2 separate regions of the Homo sapiens genome follow, and region 1 is linked to region 2. The links are chromatin loops, found by intact Hi-C in ENCODE. Cell type or tissue: natural killer cell. All regions are shown on one strand. Each heading gives the region's core, and the rest is flanking DNA. Links, peaks and the distances in the headings are about the cores only.

The links. Peaks named below come from ENCODE experiments on the same cell type or tissue, not always from the same donor. Only the 100,000 strongest peaks of a DNase experiment are listed, where the experiment ranks them.
Region 1: a loop joins it to region 2, with 4 times the contacts of the local background. A loop is called at or near these places in 1 of 110 quality-filtered maps.

What each region holds. Positions count from the first base shown.
Region 1 is chr1:198,163,893-198,172,206 of GRCh38, reverse strand. The region is part of intron 1 of NEK7 (NIMA related kinase 7); the gene reads right to left. Among named protein-coding and RNA genes, the nearest start is that of NEK7, 11 kb to the right of the region's middle. RefSeq lists an enhancer at 6,087-6,186. In natural killer cell, for the core only: no CTCF peak of the experiment used is centred there; DNase peaks (open chromatin) are centred at 3,864, 4,566, 6,086, 6,481 and 1 weaker place; H3K27ac peaks cover 3,898 bases.
Region 2 is chr1:198,553,148-198,561,461 of GRCh38, reverse strand. No RefSeq gene overlaps it. Among named protein-coding and RNA genes, the nearest start is that of ATP6V1G3, 17 kb to the right of the region's middle. In natural killer cell, for the core only: no CTCF peak of the experiment used is centred there; DNase peaks (open chromatin) are centred at 2,851 and 4,311; H3K27ac peaks cover 3,212 bases.

The DNA of each region.
Region 1 (8,314 bases), core at 2,564-6,563, 390 kb after region 2:
AGCACCAATCCACACCCCAGCCAAAACACTGTGGGCTAACCTAGACTCCTGTCTCTTTATCTTCTCCAGCTCATTCATTAACTCGTTTTTGTTTGTTTTGTTTTGTTTTTCAGCATTACTGATATGTCTACCACAGAGCTGCTGGGAATACAAAAAGAACTAAGGCAATTCCGATAGCTTAAGTTATTCCCAGAGGAGACATACAGAAACAGACTTTTACAATATAAGGAAGCAAGTATGATGACAGACACCATCACTGGGTACTGCTACTACATGAGTTCACAGGAAGGATGTCAGGATTATCCAAGCAAGCTGTCAGGGTCAGGCAGGCCTTGTAGAGAAGACACTCAAGGTGAGTCTTACGGCATGTGGGAGTTAACCAGGCAAAGGAGAAGAGGTGGGACATTCCAGACTCAATCATGGGATAACTAGGGAACTACAACCAGTGCCCTAAGACAGGAACATGGGATGCAGCAGAGGAAAATGCCAAGGCCAAAATCATAAAGGTTTTTGATTTTTTTTTTTTTTCAGACGGAGTCTTGCTCTGTCGCCCAGGCTGGAGTGCAGTTGCACAATCTCAGCTCACTGTAACCTCCACTTCCTGGGTTCCAGCGATTCTCCTGCCTCAGCCTCTGGAGTAGCTGGGATTACAGGAGTGCGCCACCATGCCCAGCTAATTTTTGTATTTTTAGTAGAGATGGGGTTTCACCATGTTGGTCAGGCTGGTCTCGAACTCCTGACCTCGTGATCCACCCACCTCAGCCTCCCAAAGTGCTGGGATTACAGGCATGAGCCACTGCACCCGGCCCATAAAGTATTTTTAAGAGACTAAGTGGTTAGAAATTATTCTGAAGGCAGTAACTGAAGGACTTTAAGCAAGGAAAAAACCTAGTTAGAACTGGCTAGAGAAGCATTTCTTTAAAAAAATTAAAAAGCATAAATAAATTCAACTCAATTTTAAATCTGAAGGGAAAAAAAGAAAGAAGACATTACAGAGGGTTCTATTTATTTAAAAAAAGACATAAGCCCTTTTCTTGGTAATTTTTAAGTACACTGTAGTCTCACTGAAGTATGAATTTTCAAGTCTGAACTTAATTCCTTCATATATCTCATAAACCAAACTTTTCTTAATACATGTTTTGGCCAGGTGCAGTGGCTCATGCCTGTAATCTCAACACTTCAGGAGGCTAAGGTGAGGAGGACAGCTTGAGGCCAAGAGTTTGAGACCAGCCTGAGCAACACAGCAAGATTCCATCTTGAAAATAAAAAACATTTTTTTTTAAGAAATCTACGTTTGAGGTCCCTTTTACAATAATCTTGATTCTATTTTGATGCGAGTTTCTGATGTGCCATAACTACAAACCAAATAAAGAGATCATAAAAGCACTAAAGCTTTTATTGCTATTATCATCAAATTTTAAAAACATAAAGGTACAAGTAACTTCACAATCACTTCACAAGAGAAAAGAGGTTCAATCATTTTAGCATGGTATTCAAACCATCAATTCACAATTAGTAATTATTCTTATGAAGGGAATAATCTCAAGTATTCGTCCAGTTATTTCCTTATTTAACTCAGTGCAACATTTTCTCCATGAGGGGATCCTTGGAACATGGAATTAATTGGCAAATAGATAGTCATACCTTTAAGGAATAAAAAGGTTCCTACCCCTTTACAGAAAGCCAAACGACTTACCTAGAACTAGGAATGAACTGGGCTCTAAGGAAAGGAAATTTAAGTATACTCAGTCAACAGCTTAGCAAATCAGCTTCAAGTCAATTTAATCTAACTGCCTGTCATGTTTTAATATCATATCTTAACTCCAGGACTTATCTCTCACTTTATTCCCTGTTGCTCGAGCCTCTAACTTAGACTTAATTGCCAAACTAGTCTCTGTCTGGTCTCCACACACTCCTCCCCACTCACACCAAGTTCATGTCTGACACACTCGTTTTTCCTAGTCCTGATTCCTATCTCACCCCACTCTGAGATCTTTCAGACCTTGGAATTCAGAATTCAGATACAAAACCAAGCATCTCAGACTAGATCCCTGAATATCCTGACAGTGACCATTCACAGATTAGACCTTTACCTATTTCAAACAATAAGACCTCCTTCATACCATGTTCTGTGGGCCTTGCAGAGACGTGTGCCTGGCATTCATCCTAGACCTTTCCTGAAACCAACAGCTCAATTGTTCTGGGCATTCCCTTACTGCTAGGACCTGCCTAGACCTCCTGTCAAGTGTAGTCTCTGGGAAGCAGTCATCTGCCATTCTTTAAATGGCAAGTTCTGACAAGAATGGTCCTAGGCCCTACAGAAAACACAGATCTGTACAGGACATGATTCACACCTTCCAGAAGCTTATGCTCCAGAGAGGAAGCTAAGATAACTACAACAAGACTCAATAAGTACTAACGGCTTAAAGAAGCAGAAGAAAGAGGTTTATTTGTATTTTTTTGTATAGTACTTGAGCAGGGCCTTAAAGGATAAAGATTATTTTAATGCACTGAGATTGAACAGTGACATATGGAAAATGGACATTTAAAGTGGTGAGAAAAGCATAGAGTGGAGAAGCCAGAAAGGGTACAAAATTTTCCAAAAAAAAAAAAAAACCCAGTAAGTTGTTAGATATGACTAAAATGTAGGGGAATATACAGGAAATAAATAATCTAGAAAGCCAGGTGAGGATCAAGTGGGGCTCCATTTAGTGGCAGAGTGAGTCAGGCAATATGGTACAGCATTTGGTCGTTCCTTTATTCTCATATTCTGCAATTAATAAAAACTTAAATATTTTTAAAGCATAAACTTGGATATTTGTTTTGATAAGAAATACAATCCTCCAGACTCAAAAAGAAATCTAAATATCTGACAGTGGTGATCCAAAGTGCTTTCTAACTGTGGAAAGTTGGCAAATAAACCTGGCACCTCCAAGCAAAAATAAGAAGCATCTCATTTAGCTACCTATTTCTAATGACTGAAAAATTGACCTTCCTTCCAGTAGATGAAGGAGTTACTACTGTGCAGCAGTTATATCCATAAACTATTAATAACCAAACACTCAAAACAATGTAGATTTTTTTAAAAACTAACACATAGAGCTAAGCCATATGTACTGACCACTTTACTTTTAAACTATAAATTATGCACATGAATCAACTATGCAACCTATATACTAATTTTATAATACAGAGAAATCTCAGAATAATCTTTTCAAATGAGTAAACATTACAGAAAGCTGCTTCCCCATATTCCTTTCCCATATGTTCTGCATACTCCTCTCCTTTGTTTTTAAAGGTTTCTTTTCTTCCTCCTACTTTATTCCAGCCATTACATCTCTCTTAAAATTGCCACTGCCATCTAGGTTTTTCTCTCTCACTCCTGCTATGGTCCCTTTTTTAATTGTAATCATTTCATTCACTTTCAGCTACCTACCAACAACTCCCAAATTTATCTTTCTTTGGTCTGTGGATTGATAAGACCAAGTTGGAAAATGGAAAGAAAAAAAAGAAACAAAAAGATGAACTATAAAGGGAATGTAATCACAGAGTCACTCATTTTACAGCTGCCAGAAGGCTCCAAAGATCACACGGTCTATCCTCAAATTTCAGGCAAGTATGCCTCCCAAGTTCAGAGAAGGCTCACCTCAATTTGAAACTGACTTTACACCAAGTCTGTGCAGTCAACAGGATCATCTTTCAAACATTCTCAAAATGCATATGCAAATACCCCACAAAGTTCACAAGTTGGAAAATGTGGAAATGCTGACGTTCTGGGGATGACAACCCACAACACAAACAAAAAAGGCCTAGGAATGGTAGTACTGCCCTGCCAGGGACCACACACTAAGAGACAAAAGTCTCAACATTTTCTAACCAGATACCGTTGGTACATCATTACAGCCCATGCTTCTTATATTATCTGAATCATTAACCACAAAATCACTCTCCCCTAGGCCAGGCACTCAACTCTTAAACTGAGTTCCATATATATTACATTTAGCTCACACTAAGTGTCAGAACCTATGTTTGGCATTTGAAAAATAAAAAAATACACCTGGACTTGACCCACGATTTGAAAACTTTCTATGTCAAGCTGCATCTTCTTATAATAAATAAAGAGAAGGGGAAATGGTCATAAACAACAAGGGCTTGTGCTGTTTATAAACTCCAAATTTTTTTAAAAGGTGAAAACAAATCGCTGATAGAAAACAGTTTTAAAATTGCCAAACAGGCTTTTGAATAAAGAGCAACACTTGAATGCAAAGGCTTGTATCTACTGACAAGGAGGGAAGTTAGATGGGACTCAAGTGCCTGTCACTTGTTATCAAAGTCCCAGATGGAAATAAGACAGTCATGGAAAAAGGAACAGGTTACTCATCATAATGTTCTTGAACACTTTCCAGCGTGGCCAGACATGCAAGACAGAAAAGTCTGGTGCAGTCGAGCTGTGAAACAAGATAGAGAACTACAGGTAGGTAATGGTAACTAGAGGCAAAATCTCTAAGTGGCAAGGCAAAGAGCTTTTGCCCCTGTGCAAAAAAACACCTCAGGAGCAAGGGAAGTGGTAAGCTTTCACACCCAGTTGAGAGAAATTTTGTAAAAATGCCAAAAATGGTGAGAACAGTACACAGCCTAAGCAGTCCAGTAACAAGGGACCGTTTGGTTGAGAAGGAACTAAAACTAACACTTAGATGTACTATTTTCTTTCACCTTGCTTGAAGTGGCATTTTCTCTCCTGTTATTATCATCATCATGTTAATGAGTGCATATCATATAAGATGCCTTGGGTGCCTTTATCTCTCAGACACAACCTCCGCACAATCTTAAAATCTGCTGTTAAGACCAAAAACATCAGAAATTTGAAAATCTTTTCTAAGTAAAGAATCTGAATAGAAAAGCATAGATTTTGCTTGTTGAATTTTAAGTGTAAGAGTGATAGGCAGCAAAGGTGAGGTCATGAGGATGTCCTTATGAGAAGAGACACAAGCGAAAACACATAGGAAGAACCTGCATGTCAGAGGCAGAGAATGGAGTGATATATCCACAAGCCAAGGAAAGACAAGGATTGCTGCCAATACCAGAAGCTAAGAGAAAGGCATGAGCCACATTCTCCCTTAAGCCTTCAGAGAGAACACGGCACTGTCAACACCCTGACTTCTGACTTCTGGCCTGCAGAATGGTGACAGAATAAATTTGTTGTTTTATACCATCTAGTTTGTAATAATTTGATACAGCAGTTACAGAAAACTAATGAAGGCATATCTCATTTTATTGTGCTTCACACATTGTGTTTTTTATAAACTGAAGGTTTGTGGCAACCCTATGTGAAGTTAGTCTGTTAGTGTCATTTTTCCAATAGCATGTGCTCACTCCATATCTCTGTGTCACATATTGGATATTCTTGCAATAATTCAAACTATGTCACTATTATTATATCTTTTATGGTGGTCTGTGATCAGCAATCTTTGATGTTACTGTATTTGTTTTGGGGCACCATGAATCATGTCCAAATAAAACGGTAAACTTAACGATACATGGTGTGTGAATGTTCTGACTGCTTCACTGCACCAGCCGTTCCCATCTCTCTCCCTCTCCTTGGGCCTCACTATTCCCTGAGACACAACAATAATGAAAATTAAGCCAATTAATAACCCTACAATGGCCTTCAAGTGTTCGAGTGAAAGAAAGAGTCACCCATCTCTCACTTTAAATCAAAAGCTGGAAATGATTAAGCTTAGTGAGAAAGGCATGTCAAAGGTCAAGACAGGTCAGAAGCTAGTAGCTCAGAAGCTAGGCCTCTGGAGCCAAACAGCCAAGTTGTGAATGCAAAAGAGAAGTTCTTGAAGGAAATTAAAAGTGCTAGTCCAAAATGGTACATTATCAGTGGTTGCTGAAGCTCGGAGCTGGTCTATTACACTATTTTGTTTATTTTGAATGTGTTTAAAATTTTCTATAATTGAGTAAAACATCTGTATAAAAAGACAAAAGAAAAAAGTGATACTCAGTGAACACACCAATGATAAGAAAGTGAAACAGCCTTACGGCTGAGACAGAGAAAGTTTTAGCGGTCTGGATAGAAGATCAAACCAGTCACATTTCCTTAAATCAAAGTCTAATCCAGGGCAAGGCACTAACTCCCTTCAGCTCTGTGAAGGCTGAGAGTGGTGAGGAAGCTGCAGAAGAAAAAATGGAGTTAACAGAGGTTGGTCCATGAAGTCCAAGGAAATATGTCATCTCTATCATATAAAAATGCAAGTTGAAGCAGCAATTGCTGAAGTAGAAGCTACAGCAAGTTATCCAGAAGATCTAGCTAAGATCATTGATAAAGGTGGCTACACTAAACAACAGATTTCCAATATGGATAAAACAGCCTTCTATTTGAAAAAGATGCCATCTAGGACTTTTATAGCTAGAGAGAGGTCAATGCCTGGCTTCAAAGCTTCAAGAACAGGCTCTGGTTAAGGGCTGACGCAGCTGGTGAACCCAATGCTCATTTAGCATCCCCTGAAAATCCTAGGGCCCTTAAGAATTATGCTAAATCTACTCTGCCTGTGTGCTATAAGTGGAAAAACAAAACCTGGGCAACAGCACATCAGTTTACAGCATGGTTTTTTGAGTATTTTAAGCCCACTGTTGAGACCGACTGCTCAGAAAAAGATTTCTTTCAAAATATGACTACTAATTGACAATGTACCTAGTCACCAACAGCTCTGATGGAAATATACAAGATGATTAATGTTGTTTTCATGCCTACTGACACAACATCCATTCTACAGCCCACGGATCAAGGAATAATCCACTTTCAAGTCTTCTTATCTAAGAATACGAAATACATTTCTTAAATCTATAGCTGTCATAAACAGTGATCACTCTGATAGATCTGGGTAAAGTAAACTGAAAACCTTCTGAAAAGGATTCACCATTCTAGATGCCATTAAAAACGATTGTCATTCATGGGAGGAAGTCAAAATATCAATGTCAATAGGAGTTTGGAAGAAGTTGATTCCAACCCTCATGGACGACTTTGAGGGAGTCAAGATTTCAGTGAAGGAAGTCACTACAAATGTGGTGGAAACAGCAAGAGAACTAGAATTAAAAGTAAGCCTGAAGATGTAACTGAATTGCTACAATCCCATGATAAAACTTCAATGGATGAGGAGTCGCTTTTTATAAATGAGCAAAGAAAATGCGTCTTAAGACGGAATCTACTCCTGATGAAAATGCTGTGAACATGGCTAAAATGACAACATAGGATTTAGAATATTCCATAAACTTTTAAGCAGCAGCAGGGTTTGAGAGGATTGACTCCAATTGTACAAGATTTTCTACTTTGGGTAAAATGCTATCAAACAGCATCATATGCTACAGAGAAATTTTTCATGAAAGAAAGAGTCAATTGATGTGGCAAGCTTTATGGTTGTCTACTTTTAAGAAAACGACACAGCCACCAGCCTTCAGTGACCGTCACCGTAATCATTTAGCAGCCATCAACATTGAGGTAAGACCCTCCACCAGCAAAAATATTATGAACTGCTGAAGGTTCAGATGATCGTTAGCATTTTTTGGCAATAAAATATTTTTTAATTATGTATATTTTTTAGACATAATGCTATTGCACACTGTATAGACTACAGTATAGTGTAACTCTAACTCCCATATGCACTTGGAAACCAAAAGATTCATCTGACTCGCTTTATTGCAAGATTCACTTTATTGCAGTGGTCTAGACTAGAACCTGCAATATCTCTGAATAATGCCTGTATAGAGCTAGGGCCCACAGCATTGTTTCCTGGACCACAATAGGCAGGGTATGGTTCTAGGGTCCCCCAAATAGCAGGATTTTTCTTACTGTAACTGTGTCTTGACCAGAGCAGTGGCTGTATGGCCCTAGACCGGTGGACTTCTGATCACAGAAGAGGCAGAAACTCCCTTGGGGGCCTGGTACTGGGACATTCTGCTGGAAGCTCAAACTCCCTCACAACCATTAAATACTATTAAATGTTCAGTAACAAATTCCTTTCCACTTAAAAAAAGTGATTAGAGGAGTAAACGGGAGAACTATGTAACTAAAGACAATCTTTACTGACAGCTGATTTTTTGTTGTTGTTGTTGTTGTTGCATTTTTAGTAAAGATGGGGTTTTGTCATGTTTCCAAGGCTGGTCTCAAACTCCTGGGCTCAAGCAGTCTGCTCAGCCTCGGCCTCCAAAGCGCTGGGATTACAGGTGTGAGCCACAGTGCCCAGCCAACAGCTGATATTGTAAATACTCAAAGCCATAAAAGTGAAGGTGAAAACAATATGTCATTCAACAA
Region 2 (8,314 bases), core at 1,870-5,869:
GGCAGAAAGCCAAGGAACTTGAGGTGATTTAAAGAGTCACAGGAAGAAAGGCAGACCAGAGCCTGGGAAATGAAACACTTGGAAACTGAAGGAGTAGGTTTCTGAATGTCCCTATGTTTTATGTCTTACTTCTATTTCATTTTTTATTATGGTGTAATAAATGCTCCCAAATCCTGGTACAAATTAGATTATTTGCTTTCTACTGATTCAGAAATAGTCATTGTGCCTTTGACTAGGATAAAAACATTATCAAAATAAAGAAACAAAATTGCTTTAAATGATTCTAATTTCTTTCAAAGCCCCCCAACACACAGAATAAAAAGGTAATCTCTTCCCTCCAATATCTTCCAACAACAAGAAAGTCAGTCACAGTCTGAATTCAATAGAAATATATGAACATAATAAGCTAAAATAGTAGTAAAAGCCTAATGTTAAATGACAATTTATAAATTGATATTTTCAATTATCATGAGCCATACTACAATAATCATTAGTAAGTCTACTTATTCCAACAAATTCAATAATTTAATTTCAAGTGAGATGGATATTATTCTCTAATGTAATTCTTGCAAGTTAACACAAACAAGTAATTTTTTTCCAAAAGAACTTGTATAAAAAGGCACACCACACACTTGGAGCTTGTATCTATGTTCACTCCCTGTTTGTGTTAAATTGACAGGTTCACTTAAAAACAATTAACACTATAATTCTTATACAGACAAAATAGCTAGCATGTTACATTTTTCATCTGGACATGTTGTTGTCTTATAGACACAGCCAGGAATTCTTGGCAAAAATTCAGGGCTCCTAGGTATACCATAGGTCAGTATTATATAGACTATGTAATTCTGGATTCAATCACAAATGGGCCATTAAAAGCTAACTTTATAAAATAAATAATTAAATAAATAAATAAGACCACCAAATCTGTTGGCTGAGTTTTGCCAGTGCATCTAGAACTGAACCTCACTGGCCCATTATAATCAGGACTGTAAATTGCCTGTTATTAAATTGCTTTTCCTGTGGTAAGAGAAGATACATTGAAGTCAAGCAGGTAACAGCATTGGATCATGATTCATTTTGCAGACTTTATGGAGCCAAATTGCGTGTTGCCAATCAATATGGAGCCACACAGTTGTTTTTAAATGTCTTGCCACAGGAATTGGCTTGCAGCCACCATCGTAGGAGGGTGGTGTAAGGAAGCTGATACTGGAGGAAGGGAGTAAATGCTGTTTCCTCTCTGGAGTCTGTGTATTTGTATATTTTGCTATACAATCAGTATTTTGAAAGACACCTATAAATTTAGAGCCCCTCAGGTCAGAATGCTTAGAATATGGCTTTATTCTAGAGGACAATTCTGATTTAAAAATCCTTGCTTGAACTCCTGAATCTCCCTATGTGTGTATCACAAGCTAAAAAGAGGTAGAGTCCCAGATTGGGATTTCTTAGATTTCAAACATTTGGTTTATGGATTTAAATTTTTATTGTATTCTATAATTTTGGAATTCTCTACACCTTGGCAATTTTGCAGTGTGTGCAATGTCACCAGCAGAGAGAGATCCGTGTTTTAAATATCAAAATCCAAGAAAACAAAAAATAGTTAAGCTAAAATGACTATTACAAGGAACTCAATTATATATTCCATTTCTGAATTGTATCTTTAGAGCTTTCTTTCCTGCTTCATGTATTTTATGTCCTCACAAGAATACAGTATTCTTGCTATTTTATAATTTTTTATAAATAAATCCAAATAGGTTATTTATATATTTTGGTGATAGAAGAAAGCATTAATCAAAAAGGCTATTATAAGTAGCAATAGGAAGTAGAGCACTTATTGCATTTGGAGATAATTTTATAAAGCAGAAAGCCAGATTTTTGAGAATTCTATCCACTATAAATAATCTGTCATAAATCATTGAAGATTTTCTGTTCCATTCTACTTTGTGAAATGAAAATCTCTTGGTAGTCCAATCAAAATATGCATTGGTATTTCTCATATTGCATTTTTTATCCCTCTATTATGACTCAGAACTCTGTAAGGTTGAGCAGGTGTATCTAGGAATCAAGTAACATGAAACTTTGTCTTCCCTAGTTATGTTTTTTTCATTCCAGATATATAAGCTTTTATTAATTTTTTTCTCTCTTGGGGACATTATATCTTCCAAATATTTGCAATAAATTTTATAGTTATCCACATGAGGTTCATTAGTTGTTCAGATGAGGGAAGAGTGAAGTCTGGCTATATATCTAGGAGAGTCAAGAAGAGTTTCTTTACATCTATGTTGTAAAATGTCTCAAAAACATGTCCAGATATCATACATCTCTGATAACCCTTTGAGCCAGGATATTGATCAACAATTTTGCATTGGAAGTATATGCCATTTAACTGAGTTGGTGTTTCTCATTATACTCACTGACATACAAATAGCAACATTATCAAGTCCTGCCTTTAATCCACAATGGGGAAAGACTGTGTGGTAAAGCATGTTATTTCCCAGATTGGGTTTATACAGATGTCTGGAGACATTTAACGTATGCAAGAAGTTCTGGGAAGTCATGGGATGAATAGGAGGCATCCTTTGGAGTGGCATCTTTTCTTGAAGGAGGAAAAGAGTCAAAAAATTTAATTTAATTTGTAAGTTATAAAACAGATAATATTGCAGCAAACATGTAACAGGATAATAGTACACTAATTTGTACCAAGTTAAAGATAATAGTGAGATAAATGAATTTTGGACACTTAATATAAATGTCATGCTTCAGCAGAATGTATTCAGCTACAGCAATACATAGCATCCAGGCTAGACAGTTTTTTCTGTTTTTAGGACTACTTTGATACAGAAGTATGAGACGTGTGGTAGAGTGAAAGTAACACCAAGCTTGATCTTTCCCCCTTGCTAGTGTTGTGAACTTGAAGTCCTGTTAAAAATGTGTGTGTGTATATATATATACACACACATATATATACACGCATATATACACACATATATATGCACATATATACACATATATATGCACATATATATACACACTTATATATACACACATATACACAAATATATACACACATATATATACACACATATATACACATATATATACACACATATATATATACACACACATATATAATATCCAAAATACTGTCATCAAATCAATATCGCGGGTTTTTTGAAAGAATCAAATATGATAATGTGGCTGAAATTCCTTTGCCACCTGAAGAAGAAGAAAAAAGTGGATTTTTTCCATTTATTATTTTATTTAGCAGACATTTATTGAGCACTGACTCTGTGACAAGACTTCACTAAGTATGACTCTTCTCTTCAAGGAGTCTACGTGCTGAAATAAAGGAGACTGCAGTGATTCGATCACTTCAATAGAGTGCACTGAGGCCACTGATAGGTGTTTGTGCTGAGTTGAGTGATAACATTTGAGGAAAAACCTGAATGTAGAGGAATAAGCCTCAGAAGACAGCTCAAGAAAGAGAAGTCTGGGCAGAGGGAACACTAAGAGGCCTGGAGGTAGAAGCACACTTCATTTCTTATGGGGACATTATGTTTGAGGAATAGCATTTTGAGGAGTCAGCACAGTTGCATGGTTTTCTCCAGCAATGTGGTTAACATGGAAAAGAAAGGTAGTTAGATTTTATGAAGGTTGAGGTTTATCAGGGTGATTACAAAAAGGGCTTTGAATGTATAAAGCAAAGAAGGGATTTTTATGGAAGAATCATGGACTCTAAAGAAAGACATGGAGGAAGTCACTGGGACAGAACATGGGTTGAAGGCAATGGACAGGGAGTAACATGAAGGTGGAGAATTGCCCGAGTGAGACACTAAAGTACAAAGAATATTTGAGGGTTTGGCACAGAAAGAAAACAGAGATAAAAGTCCAGGGAAAAGAACACGATATAAAGCAATAGGTGGAGTAATAGCCCAGTTTTGTAAATCTCAGTAATACTTGGAAGGATACACAACAAAATGTTAATAGTCGTTATTGCAGGATGACAGAATTATGAGCCAGTTTTATTTTATTTTCCCTGTCTTCTATATTTTCCAAATTTTCTTCATTCAATATATATTGCTTTTGTAATTGAGAGAAAATTAAAAACAGATGTGGTATCCCAGAAATACGAGAGTAAAACCAAACAGGTAATTAAAGACAATCATTCCCAGACCTGAAGAAATGGAGAGCGATATTCAGCACCACGGAAGCATCACAAACTGATTCCAAGATAGACCAAACTGCCACATCTACTGCACTTCCTTCATGTCTGCACCCTCCCCCCAGCCTCCCTTCCCTCTCCCGGAAACACACAACAAAACTCACACATACAGTGAGAAACTCACACACTAGCACACACACATTCTCACTTCTGCACTTCCTTTTTCTTAAGCTGACAGGAAGCCCTAAATACCATTAACATAGGCAACCACACCCCTTGCATCTCTGAACATTTCTGCATGACTCTGGACAGTTTTGACTGTGCCCTTTGTTTTCACATGGTCGGCTTTGGAACAGGTAAATGTATTGGGAAGGCCAATTTAAGCCAGAAAAAGTTCCTCTTGAATAATTCCAGTTTCCCTCTCCTGCCTCCATCTTCCCATCCCATCTTCACTTCCAATAAAACACATTAATAAACATAAGTTTATTTTCCATCCAGCTCTGGGGGTGTGATTTGACAAAGGGACAACTGATGATCCCCTAACCAAATTTTAGTAATGTTTCTCTGAGTAATTTACCAATGCCACTATCCAAGCTATTGGGGTTCTCTCCCAAAGACCATTGTCTTGAATCCACAGGCATTTTTGCTTATACTCCTCTAGCAATTTCTGCTATCTACAATTCCAGTTCCTTGTCCACCACAGCACAGCACATGAGATTGGCTAATTTTAAAACATCTAATTTAAATTCAGGAACAGGTACAACCAGTGTATAGATTGCTCAATCTTTTTATGAACTATTTTTTAAATCGTTTTTTTCCTTCTACTAATCCTAGCTCTTTGAGTCTTACTCCATTTTGGATGGTTTATCCTGCCTCATCCAAAGACAAAGATTTTTTCTTTAGTTATGTTGGTCCTTGGAAAGGCAAATTTGTTTTGTTTAAGCTGCAGATCTCCAATTTCAGTTTCATTTTAGCTTCAATTGGATGAGTTTCCCTAGATTTGGTACTCAAGGTTCTCTGACTTAACTTTGAATTTGCTTTCCTAAATCATTTAGCTTCAATTCTGTGGTTCCCTGCATCATTTAATCTGTAAAATGTAGTCCACATACAAAACATACTCATGATCTTGAAGGAAACTAAGATAGTGTATACAGGGAGATATATATATCTATTTTATATATATAGTATATACATATATAACATGTATACATATATAATATATAACATATATTATATATGTATACACACATTGTATATATAAAACATGTGTTATTTATACATTATATATAAAACATCATATATATGCTTGGAATATATATATCTATATCTTGGAATATCTATATCTTGGAATATATATATATTGGAATATATATATATATCTTGGCATATATATATATATCTTGGAATATATATATATCTTGGAATATATGTGTGTGTGTATATATATATATATATATATATGCTGAGAAGGTGTTAGCAGGGAAAGGAATGAACCTAACTCTGGGTCAGACAGACCTGCAATCAAATTCCTTCAGTGTCACTTTTTAAAAGGCTGTATGACCTTCAGAAAATTACCTAACTTATTTGAATGTTAATTCTTTAACCAAAAAAATGGAATTATAATCGCCTAATACAGTTGTTTTGAAGTGCTAAGGAAACAGTGAGCACATAGTTCCCAGAACAGTGACTGGCAGTGACACGTGGTCATTTACTTCTTTCCCTCTGTGCCTTCCATTTGGGAGTGACTATCTTTTCATCTGTCAGATGTCAGCCATAATATTAGCACATCTGCAGCCTAAGTTCAAATGAACAAACCTGTCTCTCAAATTGTTTAGAGAGAAATATGTACTCACTGCCTAATAATTCCGATGATTTTCTATGCATGGTCTAGCATTCCAATTGCACTAGCATTTATTAGGCCTAACTTGGGGGGCGGATTCAGATATCCAACTGGTCTTACAATCAACCAGATTTTCTTGAATAAGAAAGAAATTCCGGCTGGGGGCAGTGGCTCACACCTGTAATCCCAGCACTTTGGGAGGACGAGGTGAGCGGATCACCTGAGGTCAGGAGTTCGAGACCAGCCTGGCCAACAAGGTGAAACCCTGTCTCTAGTAAAAATACAAAAATTAACTAGGCATGGTGGTGGGCAGCTGTAATCCCAGCAACTTGGGAGGCTGAGGCAGGAGAATTGCTTGAACCCGGGAGGTGGAGGTTGCAGTGAGCCAAGATCACACTACTGCACTTGAGCCTGGGTAACAACAGCGAAACTTCCTCAAGAAAAAAAGAAGGAAGGAAGGAAGGAAGGAAGGAAGGAAGGAAGGAAGGAAGGAAGGGAGGGAGGGAGGGAAGGAGGAAAGGAAGGAGGAAAGAAAAGAGGAAAGAAAGGAGGAAGGGAGGGAGGAAAGAAAGAAGCTTCTTCAGGTTCCTTTCAATCAAAGAACAGTCAAGACTCAGGATATCTCTCACCCTAGAGCTGAATCTCATAAAAGAAAGAAAGAGAGAAAGGAAGAGAACAGAACAGAAGAGAATCCCCAGGAGGAAAGGGGAAAAAATCCCTTTTGTTGATGTTCAACCTCTGGCAATCTCGAATCCTGTATTACACATCGAATGAAATCATTAATCCATAGAGACACAAAGCTCCCTAGCAAATAATATTATTTCTGCTATTCAACTTAGACTTCATTAGTCTTTCAAAGTTACCAAACTTAAACTTTCTAATTGAGCTAGAAAATCAGAATCTGCCTTTGATCACATTTTTTAATGCAACCTCTCTCTTTTCTGCCTGTGACCATTTCTTCTTACAGCTCTTCTTTCCTTGAAATTGAGAAAGAAAAATCTCTGCAAGAAGAAAATATTCAGAGATAGCCCTCCAGATAGACTCATATGAATAAGAAATCCAGGAAAGATATGAAAAGAAATAAAGAATAGGACCATCTTGCCTTTAGGCCTGCTACTTTTTCTAACATGTTAGTTTAGAGGACTTGTTGGGTTTTTTTAGGTTCTTAGCTTTTTAACTTGGGCTTATTGAATTTTCCAGATTGAGTGATGAAGGTTATCATGTGTTTCAGTTTGCTTCCTTGTCCCTGCTGGGATCACAGTTGAAAAAAAAATTAAAAAGAAATTAAGGTCCATTCTGGTAACAGACCCAGAATTTACAAAGGAACTAAGGGTTGTGAAAGCAAAACCACTGATACATATACCACAGTCAAGAAGTCTGTTTTCATTTAGCAAATAAATATTTAGCTTCCTTTAATAAATCTAAATTCTAAGAAAAATGGCAGATTGTAGAAATGGCAAAGTTAAATTTTTATAAGAATTTCCTTGCTGAAACCAAAGCTAGGAATTTCTGGTAGAATAGTGTAGAAGCTTTTTGGAATCAGGAAGGCTTTTCAACAGTGGAAGCTCAGGGTTCACAGGGAGACTTCTAAAGCATGAACTCACATTCTCAAGTCAGGCTCAAGACCACACTGTTTTCATTAATCCCTCAGATTTCAGATAAATGGACAGAGTCACCTGCAGTCCCGACACTTTACATTAGATAGGTGTTTACTGGTCCCTAACAGCAGCCCCAGAAATTGGCCTCCTGGTAATTGGAGACAGAAGAATAAGGGCAGGTAGTTTTATCTGAAGACTCTTTATGTTACAATTATGATAAGGACCTCATTCTCTGTTACATTCTTAACACTTAGAACAGTGCCTGTTGTGTTGTAATAAATACCTGTTGAAAGAATGAATAAATGTGGTGCTTACATTGTGATAGACACTTAACTACTTTTTGTATATCACTGCATTTAAATTAAAAGTTTACAATCACTCTGTAGTTTAGATATCACACTACCCAGTTTACAGATAAGAAGATGAGCCCCGGAAAGGCTGCACAATTTGCCCATGCAAGAAATAGAATTGTTTGATTCTAAAACTCTTATAGTTATGCACTTTCATTCCACCTCATCCTCAGTCTCAAAATCAAGGGCTATTAAGGAACTGTTTGATAATGGCTCCAACGGTCATGAAATTAAACTGTCCTATGTTTATTCCTGCATTCAGGCACCACATATTTATTAAGCGCCTACTACTGTATGTCAAGGGTATTGCCAGGTTCTGGGATGATACAGAAAAATAAGACATGAGTTCCTATCCTTAAAAAGC